Regions from separate parts of the Homo sapiens genome. Here region 1 is linked to region 2. A link is an interaction called in ENCODE POLR2A ChIA-PET data of the cell type or tissue named here. Cell type or tissue: PC-9. All regions are shown on one strand. Links, peaks and the distances in the headings refer to the core of each region. The heading gives the core; the rest is flanking DNA. Region 1 has its middle 220 kb from the start of MIR4465. Region 2 has its middle 5.6 kb from the start of LINC02941.

Region 1 (9,629 bases), core at 514-8,513, 490 kb before region 2:
GCAACAAAAGTAAATTAGAAAGTATTAGTAAAAATAGACATTTTATTGGCCTCAAAATTTTACTTTCCCCAAAATTGGCAAGTGGAGAAGACCTGTGGTTACTGCCCCAGCCCAACTCCAGCACTACCCTCATAGAACAGAAACATCATTCTGAAAAAAACAGGCCTCTGTCCCTGCCCCAAGCAGTGGTGGAGTGTTGCAGAGATACTTGTTTTTCTTTTTGCAATGGGAGAAGCTAGCTATAAGAACAGAGAGATCCATAATTTTCCCTAAGGGGACTGACTTTATTTGGTAATTAAAGTGGGCTAGTTTAAGCCTATCAGTATTGTCAAAATAAAATGGAGACTTTGGTGGTGAGCAATTAAGAGGATGCAACAAACGAACATGCAACAGCACGTAGGAAGCACCATGATAGAAGCAAGCAAATTGGATAGACCAACTAGAAGTTTCAGAGAACCAAAAAATGTAGCTGTTAAAAGAGTTCTCCTGGGATTAGAGCAAGTTTCAGAGATGGGCCTCTAAGACTATCTCAGCAGAGGGGCAGTAGTTTAATTGGATTATACAGTGAGACAACTTATGCACAAAGACTTGACAAAACAATTGAGTAATTAGTTAGCAAGTAGTGGAGGCTCACAGCTATATGTAATACTAATAGAGGCATACCACCGAGTAGTTTAACAGGGATACCAGGTAAGACACTGTCAAAAAAAGCCTGTCATTTATAAGGCATTAGGGCCAGGGTTACTGAGTGCATGCCCAAAGTTGTACCCTCTGAAAGGTGATACTAGAAGCTAAAAACTTCAGAGGAAATAGACATAACTGAGCTAATCCAGAAAACTCACTAAACAAATAAACAGGCAAACAATAATAACAACAAGCCCCACAGGAATCAATATAGAGCTGCTGCAATATACTATCTAGAATGTCCAACTTTCGACAAATTACAAGATATCTAAAGAAAAAAAAATTGACTCGTACACATAGGACTAAAAGCAAGCATCAGAAATTGCCTGTATTAAGGTCCAGATTTTGGACTTAACAGGTAAATAAATCAAAGCAGCTATTACAAACATTTGAAAGACTGAAAGAAACCACATTTAAAGAATCAAAAGAAGGACTGATGACAGTATCTTATCAAATAGAGACACTGATAAAAATTGAAACTTTCAAAAATAATGAAATGGAATTTCTGGAGTTGAAAAGTGCAATAACCAAAATAAGAAATGCATTAGAGTGGCTCAGCAGTATATTAGAACTTGCAGATAAAAGAAATATGAAACTCCAAACTAGATACATACATAAAAATTATGTAATCTGAAGAACAGAGTGAAAAAAAGAAAGAAAAATGAACTGAGACTCAGAGAAATATGTGGGACAACAGTAAAGGCACAAACATGTAAATAATGAGAGTACCAAAAGAATAAGATAGAAAGAAGTAGAAAAAAAAATCAAAGAAATTACAGTGAGAAATGTCCCAGATTTGTTGACAACATTAATCCATAAACCCAACAAGTTCAGTAAACTCCAATTAGGATAAACAAAAGGAGGTCCATACCCAACATTTTATATTCAAATGTTTAAAGTCAAAAACAAAGACCTTGAAAGCAGTAAGAGACAATTCACTATGTACAAGGAAAACCAGTAAGATTAACAAGTGGCTTATCAGAGTCCATGAGTTAAAATGTAATCGTTAAACCAATATACATGTAATATAAGACTGGATTTTTTCAACAGAAACTTGCTATTAAAACCTAATCATATTTTGAAAGATACAAAGGAAAATAAGTTAAAAAAAAAGTTTTAAAATTATCAAATACAACCTAGATGTACATAAAAAAGAAAAAAAAAATCATCATGATTGAGTTTTTTATACCAGGAATACAAACATAGTTCAACATTTAAAAAATTCAGCAATGTAAACTATCACATTTATCAGAAGAAAAGAGAAAAAGAATAAGGTTATCTCATTTAAGAAAAACCACCAGAACTCCAGAACTATAAGAACTTTTTCTTTATAAATGACTCAGTCTCAGTTATTCTATTATAACAACAGTAAATAGACTAAGACATCCACTTTTCTAATTGCCATACTCTGAGTTTAAATTCCTATAAGAATTTGATTCAACAAGCTCATATTTTTAATAAAATGTTTGTGAATTAAAAAAAAACTTCTCCATCAAAATTAAATAGATTACTATAGAGCTTCTTTATACATTCTAAATCTACAGGAATAAAACATAATATGCAACTATCCTCCCAAATATTATAATTATAACACCCATTTTAACAGCATATTTCAGGGTTAGTGTTTAGTAATCAGTAACTGTTATGATTATTCAAAAACTTTTTCTTATTCAAATAAGGGAATTGATTGATATCGAAGGAAAAGATAAAATATAGTAAACATTTAGAGGAAATATAGCTGTACACACACTAGATAATCAGTAACCGGACTATGTGAAATTTAATAGAAGACAGTCCCTGAGTTCAGAATAGTATGTGATTTGAAGGTTGTCAGCAATATTTCGTAACAGCCAAGCAGAATTCAGGAATGAATAAAGTGTACACTGAAGAAAACCAATGTAATTTTCCCATTATACACAAACCTATTTAGACCATCACCTAACAGTCTTCTTCTCTGTGACTTAACATAGTTGGGTACAACATGAATAGGGTATCCAGGAGAGCAGTCAAATTGATACAAAGTCTAGATTGAAAGGTTTAGCTAAGGAAGTTTATAGTAATTATTTGGTCCCCAGTGACATTTCCAAGGATGGTGGTAGCAGACTTTGAGTGAGATTTTGAAGGACGGTGATAACAGGCTTCAAGGAAATGCAGGAATATTATTGTTCATATGCTGATGACCATTTCTGTTGATAAAAGAGCAAGGGAAAAAAGTCTAAGGGTATGGCAGGAAGAACTTAGATTAGATGATGCAGAATGAAGATTACTCATGAAATGCCATTTTCTGGGATATCAAGATAATGCATATTATGATATCTAAAACTGATTATGGTAATGCTGCCATGAAACAAAGGAAGAAAATTAACAATTTTCTGAGGTCATTTCAAGTTCTGAAGAAAATATATGAGTGTTCACGTGTGTCTTCATAAATATTCATATTCCATATATATGTAAATATATAGTATACTTACTGAAAACCTTATTTAACATAAAAATTATTCTTCTAAATTTTAATGTAAGGATGTTATATTTAAAAATTAAACTGAATTTCTGATGACAGGGTATTAAGCTCTAAAATATATCTTATGACATTATTGCCCTTATGGCAAAAAAGAAAGAAAATATGCCCTCATTGCTGTTAAGGAAAGTATGTTCATTACCAGTGACTTCCCAGAAGAGAGTAACCATTTCTGATTTTGTTTTTCCTTTCCATTATAGTATCTAGTTAAAATGGTGCAAGTAATATATAAATTTGTTTCTGTTATAATCCTTGTGAATCATTTTAGATCTTTATTACGGTATAATTCTTTCATTTACTTTAAACAGAATGTTTAAATTGTCTTCAGCAGTGTCATTTCCAATAAACTGAAGAACTCCAATTCTAAAAATTTTAAAGAGTCAATTTCACTATTTTAAAAAGCCATACTCTCTGTCCTGCTTTCCCCCACATGGAAGACATGGAAAATCATTAGCAATGTTACTGTTTATTTGCAATCCTACAATTTTTTAGTGCATTCTACTTTACCTCAAAACTGAACCTCAGTTTTCAATCACTGAGTAATACATATGTAGAGAGATTCATTCTGTTGCTAAGGACATAATCCAATCAGTGTAATGATTTTTGAGAAAGAAGTAAGCTAGTTTTGTTTACATCTCACTTCCATAGAGCATAAAATAGCAGAGGACTTTCCGGGTAGATGAACACCCTGGAGGTACTAGAGTGGGATGCAGCAGGCAGGACAGGCTGGGTTCACCGCATAAAGAGAAAAGTCTGTCTTAATTTGTACTTTCCCCTCAGGCTTCAAATCCATTTAAAAAATGGACTGAAGCAATAACAAAAGGGATTTGCACCCCAATAAAATCACCCCTTTGAATGACAGCTTGGCTGCTTAGGGAAAATTTACCATAATTCAACTGATTCTATAATGAGGGAGAAGCAAATGTAAACTCAACTACCTGGACCCAGCCATTGAACTTAGATAATTATTTCCCAATCAAAAAAGAACATCCTGTTTTTCTTTGGCATGCTCTGGTGTCTGTTAGTTTTGCTTTTTATAGCTTTAGTTGAAATTTCATAATCACAGAGTTCAAATACAGAACACATTTGAGTCAGTTCTCTGGAACAATATCATTCCCTTAGAGCTCTCCTTTTTCAAAAGAAACAACAACAACAAAAATTCCCAGGCCTTTATTAGACTCTGTGCTTCCCCTGTTCCTGTGTATAAAACTCTCTGCTCTAAGGATCTATGCTATTAAAGCAAAGCCCGAGGCTAAATTCAACAGGGAAGTGAGTGGAAGGAGCAGGTGAGCTCACCTAGATTACCGGTTTAGCAAGTTTACTGGAGAATTTAAAGGGAAAAAAAAGTAGAAGGAAAAACACTTGGGATTCAGCAAAAGCCAAAATGAGTTAGGACCAAATCTGTTGTGAAGGGATGTGTATTTTTAAAGGAAATGTAGTCCATGTTTCTGACTCACTTACAATGACCTTATCAAAATGTCATGTAATGAAAGTTATTTAGGGTCCAATAATCCTTTTGAGCATCTAAATAGCATTTCAAAACATTTTTTTCTAGTTTGATTACAAATGAACTCAAATTCCAAAAATTCCATCAAGGTCAGTAAAATTCTCAAGAGTCATCATATTGAAACAGAATTTAAATGCTGCAATTTTTTCTTTCTATCCTGAGTCATTAAAATGGTTATGGGATGTTTAATTCAGTTGGAGACTTTGGATTGCATAATTATAGACAATCAAACGAAAATCAAGAAAAAGCTCCTAGGAATAGACTTTTTTAAGTGATTTTGCACATTTATTATTCATTGTAAAAAGCTTACCAAAAAGTCTTCTAACTTTCTTTCTCTACAACATAATAGTAGTTTCCTAATGTTTCCCTGGGAATTAGAAGGAGTTTGGCATAAGATACTCTAATGTTGTACTGAAGTCCTAAAGTTCACACATTTTCATGTTCTAGATCATTTATATTAGTCTGCTGAGAAACACAGAAGGTCAGAGATGGAGGTTATTGTGATAATTTAGTCCAAACCCTGAGCACTGAAATGGGAAATTGCAATTTTCTGCCCAAGGGGACATTAATATTTGGTGGCAGAACTAGTCTGTACTGACTAAAAGATTTCCCAAATACTTCCTAAACTACTGAACGCATAACTTTCTGTAACATGTTCTTTTTTTTTTTTTTTTTTTTTTGGTGAGATGGAGTCTTGCTCTGTCGCCTAGGCTGGAGTGCAGTGGGTGCAGTGACAATTGTGACACTGAAACCTCTGCCTTCCAGGTTCAAATGATTCTCTTACCTCAGCCTCCTGAGTAGCTGGGATTACAGGTGCCTGCCACCATGCCCGGCTTATTTTTGCATTTTTAATGGAGATGGGGTTTCACCATGTTGGTCAGGCTGGTCTCAAACTCCTGACCTCAGATGATCCACCCGCCTCGGCCTCCCAAAGTGCTGGGATTACAGGTGTGAGCCACCATGCCTGGCCTCATTTCTCTTTTTGAGGATTGTAAAAATCTGCTGACAGCATGGCCAATAATCTAGGGTGACTGTCTAGCCCACAACATGACTATGTCTTGCTTAGACTACTATAATTTTCTTACAACAGCTTCTTTGCCTCACTCCTGCTTCTCTGCAGTCTGTTGTCCACTCAGCAGTAAGAGTGACCCTATAGATCTTTTTATTCCCCTGTTTAAAACCACTCATCAACCATTAACTGGTTTTCCAACACATTTTGACTAAAGTCGTCATTCTGACCTGCAATATCTTGTAATGATCTAGATCTTGGTACATTAACTGATACCCTATCACTTTATCACTTGCTGACAGTGCTCTCATCATACTGCTCCTCTTCACGTTCCCAGAGTAACCAATCACATTTGAACTTGTGCTCCTTTTGCATGAAATAATATTCCCTCAGATATCCACATGACCCACTTTCATTCACATCTCTGCTCAATGTCACCTCCCCGGAGAGATGTTTCCTCTTTTTCCTACCTAAAAAACATTTCCTTACTCTCTCTGCCGTTGTTTTGTCTATTTTTTCTTTCTGGAACTCAACACTGTCTGATAGCATATCTACATCTTTTTTACTATTGGTGTATTATCTATCTTAGTTACTAAAATATGAATATATGAAGAAAGAGACATTTTCCCCTAGCACATTGAACAGATTTCTGGGAGAGACTGATGCTCTGATGGTATATGGTTCCAATCTCAACAACTCCATTATCATGTTTCTTTAGTTAGCTTTGTAAGTTTATTAACTTTCAAATTCTGTTACACAAAATATCTTGTGGCAATGTATGTATTAGTCATTATCAAAAAGAGCTACAGTTGCTCCTCAGATCTCTAGCAATTGGGGGCAGTGCCGTTAACCTTGAAAAGCAGAGGATTTCTAGGCTCTGAGTGCATAATTGTAATGATTTTTGGTTAGTTAACCCAGAAGACACAAACGATCAAACTGCAAAACAGTAAGACAAGGTGTTTATTGGGGTCTTAGGAACTGCAATTTGAGAGACGCAGTTCAGCTAGATGCCAAATCAAGTTTTGAAGAGAGAAAGGGGAATAGGGATTTTTTAAAAGGATGCCAATAATAATTACACAAGTTGTTTTGAAAGAAATGTCGTTGGTGGAGGTGGCTGGCTTAGTATATAAGTCCATAGTTCATTGGTTGTCACTTTTCAGGAGTTGCACTGCTGGTAAAATTTAGCTGTTCCAGAATGTTGTGATCATGGCCATTTGGCCCAGTTCAGAGGTTCAAGTCAAGTCCTTCATTTGCAAGTCCATAGGTCAAGCAGGAAGTCCTTCTCAGAATGGTTATCTGAAAGCCTTTTAGAGCTCTGAACCAGAGTGATGTCATTTGGTATATCACATTTCACAGGTATCACAAAAGGTTAAGAGAGAAAAATGGGAGTAATGATGGAGATGTCATGCTATCAAAAGAAGACTCTCATGCAATAATTCATTTCTATTATATATTTTTCTTCAGTTAACTGTCTAATAACATATTGGATTGAAAACCAGGGCTTAATCTGGTTATAAATCTACTCCTATTAAGGCAAAATGGCAGGGTACATTCAAAGATGAATAAGAATAGTTGCTGGTTTTGTTGAAATGTTAGTGACATAAAAATAATTATGCTTGAAAAAGATATACATAGGCTATTAAAATCCAATAACTTTATTAATAAGAAATAGAAAATCATGGGATATACTTCAAATGCTTAGCAGAAATACACATCCACAAAAGATACTTGCCATTGCCATTGCATTGTCTTAAGATTTTTACAGTCCCCATCATTCTTCGTCACTTATGTATCAGTCATCTTTACTGTTTAGTTCAAAAATGATGATAGAAAAGACAACTACTAAAGTAGGAAGAATCTAATTCTAAGTTGTCTCTAGCATCAGAATGGTTATTTGTGGGGTTGGAAAAGACTGTAGGTGATACCCATACCATGTAAACATACACGATAGAGAAAAGGGGAATTCAATAGTAATCAGTTCATTATCCATCCACATTCAAAAGTTGTAAGGCCACACTCTTTACAAGACCTAACTCCTCAGTAGCAACAAGAGTGTTTGAATTGATCTTTACACTGATCATATTGGAAGTCTAAATTTTCCATCCTTCCTTTAAGCCATAACACATGGGGGGAAAAAACTACAAAGATGTGGCTTAACCAGTTTCAATAACATTTACCTATGGGATATTAGCATACAAAATCACCAGTAAAGAGCAGCTGGATGTCAGCCAGCTACCAGTTTGGAAGCAATGCCGACAGCCATTCGCTTTTGTGAGTCTAGACATGTGGAATTGATGGATGATGGCAGTACACTTGCACAGCTGGGCATACAGGAAGCTAAAACAAGGCTGATCAAAGAACAGAAGATCTGCCTTAAGAATACCCAGAAGTACAACTTGCAATCAAACTCTGAATTTCTGGAAAACATAAAGAGCAAAACAAATTAATATATGAAAGAATAATCACAAAGAAGTCTGGGTGAGCCAAGTTACACACAACTGAGTATCAAACACAGAACATTATCAACTTAGAAAAGAACAGTAATGTACCATCCATGCCTAACCGAAGCAACCTCACAATAAGTCACTGAAGCCTCCTCACGTAGGTTGGTAAATTAATCAAAACCTTCCAGTTGTACCCCGGTGCAGCCAAGGCTGATTATTAGAAATGGAACAGTAAAGTTAACAGTAGGACTGGGAGAAAATATATTATAATGGCAAAAATTATTTGTTTTGTTTGTGTTTTTTTAAATATCAGTCTTTTATATGTTCAACATGCAAGATTGGCCTCAACAGGCTAAACTTATCATGAAAATGTTGAATTCCGTATTTCTAATGTAACTGCTGTTCTCTGAACTAAGGCAAACAGCTGCTGAAGGTAAGAATCATGTTTGGAAGTTATATTCTTAATAACAATATTTTAAAAGTGAAATCTTTTCTAGAACATTTTGAGAGAAATACATAAGTAGTTTGTGTATTTACATACGGTGTTGTAAAATAATAAACTATATGGAAGCCACTGAAAGTCACTTTGGAAACTGTAGATATAAGGGATCAAAACTAACAATTTAAACATGTATAAATCGGTCTGCACTGAACAAAACTAGAAATAGATGGCACACTCAAATGAGGTAATTGAGAAATTTTGATGAATGAGGCTATATAGAACATTGTAGATAGGCTTAAGGGAAACCTATAAGAAGGGAAACCAGTAAGAAATGGGGTTTACAACAATAGAAGCACTTAGCATACTTGGCTTGAAAGGAAAAGGTAAAGAACAATTACTGGAATCCAGCAAAAGCATCTGTTTGAAGAGAGCTCCCAAAACCCAACCAACCAGAGCTGTGACATTAGGTACAGAGATACAAACACTATGCAGCAACTGACAGAGAGCAGACCATGGGAATAAATACATGAACATCATTCTCTTCCCATCCTCTAATATCCTGCCAGTATTTCTCATTCATTGGCAAGAGAGTACCTTGATGCCAGACTCACAGGATCACCTCCCTTTCCCAGGGCAGAGAGATGAATGGAAAAGAACAAAGAAGGAATTTGTAAGCACCAACAGAAGGCATATAGCAAACAGTTGATTCCAGGTTAGGACCATTAGCTACTAAAAATACAGAAATAATTCACACCAAAACATTCTAAGTTTTTAATGTAATCTTAACTACTTTTAGAGTTGCATGAGTATTTAATAAAATAATACATGTAAAATGCTCAGTCCAGGGAAGACTGCTTCCTTCTTCTTCTTTAGTAAATTATTGGTGTCACTGCAATTGTCAATGTCATCTTGATTTGTCCTATATGGAGTGTTTGATATTTTATCAGCTTCACTGGTGGAGGAATATAAAGCTACGTGTATTTGTTGTACTATGTGCACCAGGAAGAAACAGAGGAAATAATTAT
Region 2 (9,629 bases), core at 979-8,978:
CTTTCACAGAGGCTAGAGATTGTTAAGCTGTGGCTTGTCACCTATAACCCATTTTTATAAAATGTGAATGAAGGCTACTATATTGTTAGTGGCCACCTGTGGACATAAAGAATTTATAAGAGAAAAGTCAATAATGTCTTACCATGTAAGCACATCTGAAATACTGATATGATTTCAGCATTAAGTAAACACTAAAGCAAATTTGGTGACTAGTTGTATGTGTGATACACATATACATATGCATGTATGTATACCATTTAAAAAGAAACACCAAAAAAGTTTAAAATACACTGATTTTATGACAGCTGAAGAGCTAATTGTTGCTTTCCACTATTAAAACTTGGTAAATACCAATAGGAGAGGAATTGCTCAGCTTTAGGAAGGGGTAATTAGGTTTAATGGAACCAGTTGAGAAGAGGAACATTAAGCCTGTTGGGAAAAATTTCCTCCCAATGAAAACTATTAGATAATGGAATCACTTTCCAAGAGAAATGCCTGAAATCCTATCACTGAGGATATTTAGGATTCAGCTGGACATTACAAGACATTCCATGTCTCAGACTTTATGCCCTTTTATGTCCAAAATATGTTAGTATTTTATTTGATGAAATATATTCCAATCCTTTCTTCAGGACTACATATATAAAGAGACTGTATATGTGTATAAATATGCATATATAGTATAAATACATACATATATGTACTATATTTAGACTGTATATGTACAGTCCAAATATACACATAAATACACATATACATATACATACGTACTAAATATACATATACATATGTACTATACATATGTAGTCTAAATATAGTACATATGTGTATATGTGTATGTAGAGAGAGATAGGTAGATAGGCAGGTAGGTAGATTAATTGATAAATAGATAAATAGATATAAGGGAGAGAAACAGAAAAAGAATCTTAAGATTCAAGGTTCTTTTCTGTTTGTTTTTAAACTTGCAGGTTACAAATGAAAACACTAAAAACTGTGATTGATGAACAATAAAGAAATATACTCAGATAACAAGCACCTCCCTTTTTCTTGTTATACTAATTTCACCCTCAAGAGTCAGAAGCAACCAGGTTTGCATTTATTTTCAGTTAGTACTGGTTGCTTCTGAGAATAAGCCCAACTATTAATCTGAAATTCCAATAAAAGCACCAAAAAAAAAAAACCTCAGATGACAAAAATTAAAAATGTTCAGACTCTTAGTGAGAATTTAAGGTTCAATGACTTATCTAACTTTTTCTTGTAAAAAGAACAATCACTTTCAGAAAACCTATGCCCGCATGGAATGATGCATCCACTTCCTCCTAAACATAGATCACATTATCAGTGTTGCCAAATATATCAACAACAGCCTGACTGTTGAACACCATGTTTATCTAATGGACCATAACAGACAGCGAGAACAAGCACAGTTGGAGACAGCAATCTCTAAAAGTATTTCCAAACCAGCATCATTCTTTATTTTTTTTCTTTCCTTTTTCAATTAAGGGAAAGGGAGTTATTAAGCAAGACATACAAAAGCACTGTTAGGATAGCTCCACTGAAACCATTTCTTTCTGCTAAAATGTAAAATAATTCTGGAGGGTCACATTTTTATGTATTCACATGAGAACTAGGACAGAGAAGAAGGAGGGCCGTGGAGTCAAGTTTACACTGGACACCTAATCAAATCTGTTGTGAATTGCATAGAGAAAATTCCTAAGGACTCCAGAGATAAATTCTCAACTTTTCCCCTGTGCAGAGTGAAACAGTTCAAAGCTGAGGATCAGGATGGGACTGAGAGGGATTTTATTTAAATACTTGTGAGAAAAATAATGCAATTATTCAAAATGTTTAACATGATTTAATTTCAGGAATGAGACAAATTTGTTATAAAATGTTGAGAAAATACGGGTAAGTCAAAAGGAGAAAATAAACCACATATAATCCAATAATGCAGAGATAAGTGCTATTAAAATTTTGGTTTATATTTTCCCAATCTGATATGTCCTGAAACAGGTATTTTAAAAACAAAATAGAATATTTTGTATAATTTTGTGTAGTAATATTTTTCAATACATATCATATTCTGCACATTTTTCATAACAATATTTTTCTATAACACCGTTTAAATTGCTATTTGATACTCTGTTACATCAAGGCCCTCTATTTATTTTTCCAGCCCCATAGTGTTGTTACCAAACCTTTGCTATTATTAATAGTTCTGTGATATGTACTCTTACATTGTACTTTTATATGTGACCATAAATATTTCCTTAGAATAACTTACTTGAAGTGTGTCATAAAATGAACAAAACTCCAAGACTTTGTAACAGAGTGAAAATGCCCTTTATAATGTTTGTAATAATTTTCCTCTCTGCCCACAACAATGTTTATTGTGGTTTTGACAGAGTACCTTTTGTGTATTTGTTTTTGTTTACTTGAACCTATCAATCTTCTTTTATGGTTGCCTTCATAAGTTAACATTAAGAAAATTGTCACTATCTAAGATTAAATAAGTAATATATAAATAAGCTATATAAATCAAAAAAATTAAAAGATGAACATTTATTTTCTTCAAGTGGCTTTATACATCTTTTTAAAATATATAATATTTGCATCGTTATTTATTTATAATTTATGTTGATAAATAGTATAAAACAAAATAAGTTGTTACCGAACTTTCTCAATACATTTGTTAAATAAGCCATCTTGATTTGCTGATTTGATTTTATAGCACCGATTTGATGTGCTACCTCATGAAATTATTATATGCACACTATTCTTTATTTAGTTGAATCTGTAAAATTATTATAACCACTTCTTTCATGTGTCTCTAAAGAACCCAGGAGTCGCAATTATTTTACCTGTGCAGGAAGCAGTTAAAATTGATCAGCTTTTCATCATCTATGTCTATGTATTCTCAATTATTAAAAAAAAACTTTAAATATTAATCTTCCCTCAAAAATCTTAATCCATGAATAAGAAGAGTGTAGAAATCAGTAAATCATATCAAAAGGGTTTATGCAGCAACCACACTAGGGTGAGGAACCAAATTGCAAGAGAAAAATGTACTCTCATTTAAAGGACCAATAGGGTTTCCATTCTTCTTTTTTTGCTTCCTGTTCTTTCGTTACATTTCATTAAAAGCAGAGATTCTCAAAGAGGGGTCCCCAGACCAACAGCATCACATGGGAACTTGTTCGACAAAAATCATCCCAGACCTACTGAATCAACAATGGGGCCCAGAAGCTATGCTTTCACAAGTTTTCTATGTGATATTGATGCACACAAAAGCTTGATTTAAAAGAACTTTTTCAAGAAAGAATCTGAATAGAACCCACAGAAAATATTATGGTATCTGTGACATGATGGTACAACAAGCCTTTACTGAGAGATTTAATATAGACCTTTCTCCATTTGTCCTTTCCCTATTTATTATGTATGCATTCATTTATTAAACATTTTTTATATACCTCGATAAGGGCTGGAAGCTGAGTATGGACACTGAATAAAACAGATCACTTGCCCTCAAAATATTAGCAATTTATATATGGTTTTGTTCTACCTTGAAGGGAAAAGAAAACAAAAACTTATAACAGAAAAGAAAACTAGACTATTAGTTCTTTCATTTGTCAAGTTTTTTTTTTAAATACACATGGCTAGTTAAAATAAAGCCAAGTATTCTGCTTCTTAGAATATAAGCTTTTTTGTTGAAAAAACTTATGATAACATTCAAGATGAGAGCCTACAAAAATAGTACTAAAATGATCTTTAATTAAATTGCATATTACAGGGAGCGAGGTACGGAGTCATTATACTGAAACAATCAATCCAGAAAAAGCCCAAGGAAGGTGAAACTTTTGGAAAGAGTAGATAATTGACAATTTAAAGTTATAGTAATGACAGTGACAGATAACTGAGGCGTCATTGAAAAGGATCTCTCTGGAAGTGAAGAAGGACCACATGATGTATAAAAGATTGAGAAACAGCGACAATTTAGATTTGGGGAGTAGACGTAAGAAATGGAAGGAGAGAACAGGATGATTCTGAGTATTAGAAACTCAAGAAAAAGGCATAACCACAACCTTTTTTAAAGATGAGGACCAGGACTAACTAACTGACACGTTTGCTTTGTGCTAATTATGTTAAATCATTAGTTTCTCTCCTCTAAGCCTGTGCCTCTTTCCACAGTGAGCAAAGCAATCATTTGTCCTAACATCAAATCTCTTCCTCTTTAGGCTCAGCTCAGGACATACTTTCCCTGACAAACCCCTTCCCCATGCTGACTACACAATTCTTCACCTGGTGTCTTATTCAAACTCTTACGATAATTACAGGAGACCCAGTGCAATTTTAATAGCCCGATCCAGATTTATGAATGACATAGTGAGATAAATCAACTCAGCTTGCCCCAAAGGGTAGGTAGTAATGCAGAATGATACAGAAAAAAAAAAAAAAAAAAGGTCTCTAGAATGTTCAATGGGATACTTGCAGCAGGGTATTTTCCACTCTTAGGGAAAAAAAAGCTCTCCACCGCTAATGTCTGATCACACTCCCATATCAGCCAGTATTTGTTCTCTTCACCTAGACAACTTCTCATTCTTCAGAAAGAAATTTAAGCGTCATTTCCTCCATGAAGCTCATTCTAATTTGCTTGGACTATTCAAATTTTCCTGTGAGAGGTTCTTATTGCTTTTGGATCCCTCTTCACAAAACTGACCACAATTATAACTTTACATATATTTATGTGATTAAAGTTCACTTACTTCCCCTTTCTACATCTATTTTTTTCTTTTTTGAATCAGAACCTAAGGTACTGTCTAACACATGGCAGCTGCTTACAAATTCTTTAAATACTTGTTGAATGAATAAATGACTATTCACATCCTTGAACAAGTAAAGCAACCTCCCATTCCTGACTTTTAAGGTCTCTTTTACTATTGTTTTCTCTGTCTAGAATATTCCTCTCTTGAAATCCATATCTTGTTCCCACAGTGCCATCAGCAACATTTGTCAAATTATCAATAGAGGTCTTTCATCCTGGTTTTTTTTTAATTTTAAGTTCTGGGGTGCATGCGCAGGATGTGCAAGTTTGTTACATAGGTAAACATGTGCCATGGTGGTTTGCTGCATCTATCAACCCATCACCTAGGTATTAAGCTCAGTATGCATTAGCTACTTTTCCTGATGCTCTCCCCAACCCACCCTCTCCCAACAGGTCCCAGTGTGTGTTGTTCCCCTCCCTGTGTCCATGAGTTCTCATTTTTCAGCTCCCTCTTATAAGTGAGAACATGTGGGACTTGGTTTTCTGTTCCTGTGTTAGTTTGCTGAGAAAACAGCTTTCAGCTCCATCCATGTCACTGCAAAGGACATGATCTCATTCGTTTTTATGGCTACATAGTATTCCATGGTGTATATGTACCACATTTTCTTTAGCCAGTCTGTCATTGATGGGCATCCTGTTATTTTAATACAAAAAGCCACTTTTCTTTCTCATAAGTTCTTACATATTCCCATTTACTATTTGTTTTCTCCCCAACAGAATAAACTTCTATGAGAATAAATACTGACTCCTTCATTTACTACTGTATTTCCAGCATTGTACTGTGTTTGAAGGAGTGAAAAAGGAAATTTCTACCTCTCCTGTGTTAGAGTAACTGAAGGAGACCGTCACGGGACTGAGGTGCACCAGAATTTACCAAACTGATTGTAGTAGCCACAAGATAAGGATACTGTCTATTTTATGTGGTTCAGACTTGGAGTAACAAGAAGTGGAGCAGCAGGGAGAAGAAAAGGGAGGTGCTGTTGTGTACAAACTTGAGGATGTGTTGTCTTTAGCCACTGTTACCAAAGCAGATGACATCTCAAGATTTTAGACACTGAATGGCATGAATGGACAAGGCAAAAAAAAAAAGGCTTTTTCAAGCATAAGCTAATAATTTAATGCTAATATATATTTTTCTGTTAAATTAATATAAATATAACTCTAGGCCAAGAGCCCTCGCAAGATACAGGTGATAATGGAAAAAGAACATTGCCTGGTCCCACATAGGTGGTAAATGCAGAGATACTCCACTCACCAAAGTGAGTTCATTGTAAGAGTTATAATCTCACCTCTTCATGACAATTGCCAGGATCTTATGAACGTTGTGTGCATTGTGATGTTTATTTTATTTCTCATTGCCCTCCATAATGGACCTTGCTGTGTTCCCCCAAAATTCATATGTTGAAGTCCTAACTCCCAATACCTCAGAATATTACTGTATTTAGAATGACCTATTTAGGGACATAAAGGTTAAATGAAATTACTGGAGAGGGCCCCAGTCCAGTTTGACTGGTTTCATAGGAAGAGGAGATTAGGACACAAACACACACAGAGGAAAGACCATGTGAACATACACAAAGAAGACGGCCATTTGCAAGCCAAAAAGAGAGACCTCAGAAGAAATCAATCATGCCGACACCTTGATCTCAGAATTCCAGGCTCCAAAACCATAAGAAAAAAAATTCTGCTGTTTAAGTCACTCAGTCTATGGTATTTTGTTTTGGCAACCATAGCAAACTAATACACACTCTATTTTAAACAGTTTTAATTTATACTTACAAACTTAGTAAAATGCATAATGCCCGAAAGGCCTATTTGCTGATTTATTGAATGAGAATGGAAAAAATAGTTAAATTTAGAATAGATATCAGCAAATATTAACCACAACGTGAAATAGACAAAGTGTTTAGAAGATATTTACTGGTGATATATTTGCCTGAGAAGAAACCCCTATCATTAGGACAATGGTTCTCCAAGGAAGTATATAGATTGCACTTCATGTACACTGATACCTGAGAGTACATAATTTACACATACTGATAAATGAGAAAATACAACTGGAAAGAGAGATAAAAGAAGTATGTCCCCAAAGAAGTGACAAGCAGTGGAGATTTGGGAAGATACAGGTGTCAAAAAATAGATTATTTTTGGAGGAGTGGGAAGGAGCAGGAGATCATGAAAATGACAATGAAGAAAAGACCTATGGAAATGATAGCAAAATGAGTCTAAAATGTAAAGCAGAGGCAGAAGAGCAAAGAAAAAAGATGATTATTAGCATCACTGACCCATGGGCAAGGGCCCTAAAACTTTTTAAGGGTCATTAGGAATATCTGAAGTTCGCACATAAAATGCATTGAACACAAACATGAAAAGAAAACTGGAAAACCAAATTTTAAGATACATAGGGTTTACAAATTATGTCCTCTAGTCAACTGTATTTTATAAGTATACGGCAGTTATGTATCAGTTTTATATTACGTGGGGGAAAAGAACATTTAACATGCTCGGTATGATTCATGTGGGCGTGTAAGAGAGTCAAGGATCTTAGAAGTTTTTTTAAATTGCCCCAGAAAAAGGTGACAAAGCAATGTAGAGGAGAAGGAGGATATGGTAAAGACAGTATGACTTTATGTAAGGTATGGAATTGTGAGCTTTTTAGCAATTTTTATTGGTACCGTCAGACAGTTGTTCCTAGAAGAAAACATTGAGGGAAGTAATAATCAGTGCTGAAAACTCAGACATCATGTTTTGTCTTACTTTTTGGCATTATGGTTGCTAAATTATAATGCAAAAGCATATTCTTGCATTAGCAATCCAGTTTTTCAAAAAGCACATGGTTATGTCTAAATGATAGCAGGTAAACATTAATTGAACACACTCAGTGAAAGAAATATGCCATCAGAGGAAAAAGCATCATTTACCAATTGCTTGGCATTATGAAGAGAACTTTTTTTCTTACTTTTTCAAGAGATTGAATCACCACTTCCTTTAGAAATGACCTAATAAAACATATTTGGTTGCTCACATCAATATGAATCCATTGCTCAGTCAAACATGGCCACTGTTGACCATTAAAAAACAGTGTTTCTGGGGAATGCAAATAAGCAGTTATGTTAGTATCTTCAGAGAAACTTCTATAACAGTTCAAATAGAATACAAGTCTATTGATTAACACTTAATTAAAAAGATAAAGCAACCCAGTGTGATTTCACACTTGAAAGAAGAATTATGACAACTTAATTTAATGCCAAAATATGGAGTTTTATTTTAATGGAATAGTATGGGAATTTTAGGGAGGGTATAACAAATAATAAAAATCAGGATGTTTATCATATTGATAGGGCATAATAAATTTTTACAACATTCTGCCAGCATGTGAAACCTGAAAATAAATTTGACTAGAAGATAAAAAAGCCTGAGTTTCAGTTCTCAGAAGAGGGAAATTGATTGTTTAAGCCATAAAAATTAAAACCATATCTTAAATTTTCCACCATTACAGATTCTAAGGCCTAGAAGTATACATTTTCTAATGTGTACAGGTACATCTCTTATGCAGTCAGACTAAGTAAATCCAGTATGCTAAGTACTTCACACAATATGTGTAGATGGTGAATTTTGCAGTTATAGAGTTCAATTATTAAACAAACAACTGGTCTCCTTTCTTGAAACTAAAACTATCATTCGGTATAAATCTATTACTATACTTTAAGTACAAGTATCATTGCATTCCATCAATATAAAAGAGATTAACCAGTATGCTCTGATTCACACACAAGCATTTCTGGGATCTGAGAATATGGGAAATAAACCTTCACTGTTAATGTGGGCAATATTGCTAAGAGGTAACAATACCCACCATACTTAATTATACTTTGAGCTTTGCATTTTTAAGCAGTGAATTTTAAAATAATAAACATAACCAATGTACACATGTCAAGCCTAAAACTCAGTTCTATTTCAGCAATTATACAGGCTGAAATTTATCCTTTTATATGCCTATTTCTGGTATCATAGTGAGAGCACGGGGCTGGACATTCAAATGCAAAGCTATTGTCCAAACCTGTTGATTTAGAAGCTCAAGAATTCTAACTAGTCATTTAACTCCTCAGAGCTGATTCCTTCATCTGTAAAATAGATATAATTGTACTTACTTGCCATAACCTCACAACAAGATAGGAGAAGCAGAATACAATAGCAGGTATCACAAGTAAAAACTTTGAATCAAATACTAACTAGATGCTCCTAATGGACATATCACATTGGGTAAATGATTTCATCTCATTGGGCCTTGCTTATGAAATAACAAGAACAGTAGTAATAGCATCACACATGTGTATAGCATGAACTACATGCCAGGGAGTGTTGCATGTGCTTCAAATATATTAACCCATCAAATACCCAACATGCATGTGAAAGCTATACTTCATTGCCTAGTAGATTTCAGTCTGTTGAACAAAAGTTGGATAAATAAAACTGAAATATGATTTGAAATACAAGATTTTGGCATTATTTCTGTGTAAGATAAATACCTAAGTGTCTTTATAAGGAAAGGTAGAAAAAGAGTTAAATTTCTGTATAGGTGGAAAAAATGTGAAAGGATATTTTATGTTTCTAATTTTCATTAAAAAATAAATTAAGAGCAAAAATATATGAACAAGAAAATACAAAAATGGGCTACTCAGAAATATGTGGAACAGTCCAGCTGTTAGAATTTGCTATTAAACTTGACCTAAAGTAATAAAACAAAGCTTTACATATATGCTTACAGAAGCCTTCGAGTTAAGGGTTCCATTCTAACATTTGTATT

What was found. Peaks named below come from ENCODE experiments on the same cell type or tissue, not always from the same donor. Only the 100,000 strongest peaks of a DNase experiment are listed, where the experiment ranks them.
Region 1: POLR2A ChIA-PET joins it to region 2 with 19 read pairs; 3 of 35 experiments call an interaction of 5 or more read pairs at or near these places.

What each region holds. Positions count from the first base shown.
Region 1 is chr6:140,457,784-140,467,412 of GRCh38, reverse strand. No RefSeq gene overlaps it. Among named protein-coding and RNA genes, the nearest start is that of MIR4465, 220 kb to the left of the region's middle. In PC-9, for the core only: no CTCF peak of the experiment used is centred there; a DNase peak (open chromatin) is centred at 4,462; H3K4me3 peaks cover 834 bases; H3K27ac peaks cover 4,093 bases.
Region 2 is chr6:139,965,897-139,975,525 of GRCh38, reverse strand. No RefSeq gene overlaps it. Among named protein-coding and RNA genes, the nearest start is that of LINC02941, 5.6 kb to the left of the region's middle. In PC-9, for the core only: no CTCF peak of the experiment used is centred there; a DNase peak (open chromatin) is centred at 4,855; H3K27ac peaks cover 592 bases.